2 separate regions of the Homo sapiens genome follow, and region 2 is linked to region 1. A link is a loop called in an ENCODE intact Hi-C map of the cell type or tissue named here. Cell type or tissue: heart right ventricle. All regions are shown on one strand.

Region 1 (2,500 bases):
AGTAAGGGCATGTAAATATGCACGTGCACACATGCATGCACATACACACGCATATTTTGTTTCCCTCTCTCTCCTTATGCCAATGGCATATTTTAGTCACCCTTCTGATTTCAAAAATTAAAACACACACACACACACACACACACACACAAACATATATTTTGTTTTCTTTTTTTTTTTCTGAGATAGAGTCTTGCTCTGTCATCCAGGCTGGAGTGTAGTGGCGTGATCTCTGCTCACTGCAACCTCCACCTTTCTTGTTCAAGTGATTTTCCTGGCTTAGCCTCCTGAGTAGCTGGGACTACAGGCGTATGCCCCACGCCTGGCTAATTTTTGTATTTTTAGCGGAGACGGGATTCCACCATGTTGGCCTGGCTGGTCTCGAACTCCTGACCTCAGGTGATCTGCCTGCCTTGGCCTCCCAAAGTGCTGGGATTACAGATGTAATCTGTAATTGTTAATGCCCGGCCTTAACAATATATTTCTGATATCATTTTATATGAGTATTTGAAGAGCTTGTTCATTCTTTTATCATGGTAAAATGCATATTAATGGTTGGGTTTCCTATCAGAATAACAAAAAATCATTTTATTTGTTATGGTATTTAATATTTGGTGCTATAATGAAGATCCCCAAATTCAAGTGACTAGATGTAGTAAAAGCTTATTTCTTGCTTCTGAAAAGTCTAGTGGGTGTTTGAATGACCCTCTAATCAGTGGCTTAGGGACACAGACTCATTCTGATTAGTGACTTCTCTTTAAATCCCACTGGATCCTTGGCATCAAGCCAGCCAGTGAGTAGAGCCTGTGGAGAAGACATATTGCTCATACCTACCTCAGTGCATATGTGGCATACTTCATTTTACTCCCACTCTCTTGACCAGAACTCATTCATATATCCTCACTTAACTGCACAGGAAGCTGCAAGTAGAGTCATCCTTATGCCCAGGAAATTGAAGTGGATATTGGTGAGCCCTAGCAGTCTCTAACACATTCATGTATATGGTCATAAACTATATGCTATGAAGTCTGTGTCGAAATGTTTCTTTACCCTACCTCTAAACTGAATTGGGCAAAACTGAAAATGTTTGAACCTGATGCCTTCTGGACATAGATAACCTATAGAAGTCTAAATGTAATCTTGAGTTACTACTTATACTATGTATATTTATTGAAATTTTTGTAGTTTTTATAATTTGAATTACAAAATAAATTACAAAATAAATTTTGTAATTTGAAAATGAAATATGTAAACAGTTTATTTGTATATGTGTAGAGTTGAAATATATTTTCCTCCCCTCATTTTCAGCCTCTGCATAAGAGCCTAGATCCAAGCAACCTGGAACATCTCATAACACCATTGGTTACTATTGGTCATATTGCTCTCCTTGCACCTGATCAATTTGCTGCTCCTTTGAAATCTTTGGTAGCTACTTTCATTGTGAAAGATCTTCTCATGAATGATCGGGTAATTTATATTTTTTAGATTCATGTTCTTTGTAATGTTAACTTTTGCAATTTTATCCAACAAGGAAAGAAGTGAAATGATATCAATAATACTTCCATTTGACTGCCTTGATTTTAGGTTTTCCTGTTTAAAAAAAATAAGCCTTGTCTCCATTATAAGCAAAACCATCTTGAAACATCTTTTTAGTTGAGAATAGGCATATGACCTCAAATACATTCCTTGATAAATATAAAATATAACCTGATGCTATCTATTTCAGATTTACAGGGGTTTAATTTTTGACAGGACATCTATTTTTAAAAATATGCAGATTGGTAAACCAGCTCATAGTATGGTTGTCATGATTATAGTTTTACCTTTTTCTATATAAACTTGTTCTTTTCCCTACATTGGGAGAGAACGAAAAAACATTGGGAGAGGAAATAATGATTTTGTTAGTCTCCAGTTATTTTGTATCTGCTGTGACAGCACTGTACTAGGTTCTCTGGAGAATTAAAAGAAACATGAGATAAAGTTTTTCCTCCAAAAAGTAAACATAATATAAGTAGTGATATCTGGGTTAATCTGCCACCTGATTTTTTGTTTTCAGTTTGTCCTGTCAGTTGTGTATTTTTCTCTTTTCTTATTTTTGATTAAATATTTTTATTTCATTTTACCAGTCTGTTTTACATTTTGCTATTATTTTAGTAGTTTTCCTAGAAATTACAACATGGACTTTGGACTTATTAAAGGCCAGTGTCAGTTGGTCTGCTTTGAACTTTCAGTATAGCACAAGGAACTTCAAAATACTTTAATTCCTTTTATTCCTTGGTGCTTTTTTGTGCTCTTGTTCACCCAGTTCTATTACTGCTGTTATTTTATGCAGTTAATGTTTATTTAGATTTGCCAACATATTTTCTCCTTTTGTTTTTCATTCCTTTCTATGTAATGATTTTCTTTCTATCTAAAGAACTACTTTAGTACTTTTTTTTTAGTTTGGATTTCCACTAATGAATTTTCTCAGTTTTTGTTTGTCTGGAAAGATCTTTATTTT
Region 2 (2,500 bases), 800 kb after region 1:
TTATTACATCTGGTAAGTAAGTGGATTTATGCTTATATAAACTGAAAAAGGCTAGGAAGTACATGGTAAGATCACATGCAAATTTAAACCAAAGCCTTTGCTTACAATTTCCTTGTATTTGATGTCAATAAAACTTTCAAACACCTGAGCACCTCTTCCATGGAGACTTCCCCAGCCACTCTGATCATGACTGTGAGGACTGGATATAAAGCTCTAGGCACATGTTCAGCCCTTAACAAATGCTGAGTGTTAATTATGCTCTTCTCTGCTCTCACAGCACACATCATCAGAAGGTGTTTTCCATTACATGAATGTGTCTCTTTTCTTCAATTACTCTCAAAGTTCCTAGAAATGAAGGACATATCTTATACTTACTTTATGTTCATCAGAATTCTGGTCAGAACGTTGTGCTTAGGACTTTTCAAAAGTAACTGACAACTGATCAATAAGTAGAGATAAGTGGAGTGATGGTATCACAATAGGAATGCTCTGGGGCAAGCAAGGAAAGCCTACTAGCAACCCTGAAATCACTCTTTTTGTTAGCTGGGTGTACTTTTCACTTTTTCTATACTCTCAGATTTCTCATCAATAGAATGTCTATTTTATGTCCTAGAGTCTCCTACCATAAAATACTAGGCCTTTACAAATTATATTATTTTGAGTTATCAGACTTTTAGAGTATCTTCTTTGGAATGGTATTCAAGCTCAGGGAGAGCCACATGAACTAACTGGATGATGCATTGCTCTGTGTAAAGTTTCCTCTAAGCAGTTTAAGAATGTTATGCACCAGACAGGGAAAATAGTTGAAGAAGTAGGACAGAAAGAAGTGTGTATTTTCTGTCTGGTTTTAAATGTAATTCAACAGGTAGACATTGGATTTCAACATTTTTAAAAAGGTCTCTTGTTTATCCTTGTTTTAAAGATATTTGAAACTACATGCTGTTTTTTCATACATGTATTTTGTGATCATGTACTATGTTAAGCAGGAGAAAAGGAACCTTTTCTAATGTATTTTTTTATATATAGAATACACTGTTGAAACACTATTAAAATGATTATAGAACATTTCAGTGGCCTTTGGATATATTTAAATTCTTCTAAGTGTCTAGTATAAGCACTATGAGATTAAGGACTGGGCCTGTTTTAACATTATTTTATAAAAACTTATTTTCCTTTTATTATTCAAGTTATGGTTATCTACCATCCAAACTATTCATGACAAATGAAACACTAACCCCAAAGAGGGAAAGCAGAACAAATTAAAATGTACCATTTTCTTGATGAAAGAAGATGTTATGTCCAAATTCTGGACATAATAAAAGGAGAACCGGGCCGTTTGTGGCTCACGCCTGTAATCCTAACACTTTAGGAGGCTGAGGCGGGCGGATCACCTGAGGTCAGGAGTTCGAGAACAGCCTGGCCAACATGGTGAAACTCATCTCTATTAAAAATACAAAAATTAGCCTGGTGTGGTTGTGCATGCCTGTAATCTCAGCTACTCAGGAGGCTGAGGCTGGAAAATCGCTTGAACCCAGGAGACAGAGGCTGCAGTGAGCCGAGATCATGCCATTGTGCTCCAGTCTGGATGACAAGAGCGAAACTCTGTCTCAAAAAGAAAAAAAAAGGAGAACCAAATGGGTTTTCTTCATTACATAAATCTGAATACGACTGGCCAAAAATAAAAGCAAAAGTGAAAAAAGCACTGACTGGAAATTTTAGCCCCAAGTCTTCCTTTAAACTTAATATTGATGATTTCAAAGTTTAGAAGAGTTACATACAAATATTCTTGAACTATAACAATTTCAAATTGATACAATTAAGTAAAATATATTTTGTATTTTAAGTTTTACCACAGAGAATCAAAGGCAATCAATTAAAGATAAAATTGTATTTTAGTAACTTAAAAATACAACTTCCAGGAGCAGATGAGAAAGAAAAACATCAATTAATTGTTTTGATTTTCAAAATAACTTAATTATATTAATTAGAGATATAACAAAGGCCTGCTCCAAAGGAGGAGAAAGTTCTTAGAACATATTGGTTGTTTTGCACCAAGGTCAACTTTATTTTGAACATAAAAAACTTACATTCTTTCTCTTACCACAAAAGCTGAAGTAAATATGTTCTAGCCCTCAAATGTGACTATTGGTGTTTTGGGGATAAAGGGAACTTTGCCCCCTTATTGATGGCTTCTTGTTTCTTTACAATAATCCCATTCAGGGAAATAAAAGGCACATTTGTTTTACTGATTCCATCTAAGCATATTATACAAGGCGAGATGGCAGTCCGAAAATCTATACTTAAATTATTGGAATGGAAGAGGACTGAGTGATCCCTTATAGAACACACAGAGGTCAGGCTTACACCCCAGTTGGTCCTCATCATGATCTGGAATAAGAGCATCAGTGATTTGGGGGACATGAATAGAGCTGGGTTATGGGAAAGCTACTCTAGATGTGACATTCCATTTTCCGTGTGTGCATGTAAATAAATTAAATAT

Evidence for each region. Hi-C counts contacts between places; a loop is a spot of excess contacts. Peaks named below come from ENCODE experiments on the same cell type or tissue, not always from the same donor. Only the 100,000 strongest peaks of a DNase experiment are listed, where the experiment ranks them.
Region 2: a loop joins it to region 1, with 4 times the contacts of the local background. A loop is called at or near these places in 7 of 110 quality-filtered maps.

What each region holds. Positions count from the first base shown.
Region 1 is chr13:32,733,864-32,736,363 of GRCh38, forward strand. It overlaps PDS5B (PDS5 cohesin associated factor B), which reads left to right. Exons shown (of 35, transcript NM_015032.4): 21 at 1,309-1,467. Among named protein-coding and RNA genes, the nearest start is that of PDS5B, 150 kb to the left of the region's middle. In heart right ventricle, no CTCF peak of the experiment used is centred here; no DNase peak of the experiment used is centred here; H3K27ac peaks cover 428 bases.
Region 2 is chr13:33,533,607-33,536,106 of GRCh38, forward strand. It overlaps a transcript of STARD13 not described here. Among named protein-coding and RNA genes, the nearest start is that of LINC02344, 200 kb to the left of the region's middle. In heart right ventricle, no CTCF peak of the experiment used is centred here; no DNase peak of the experiment used is centred here.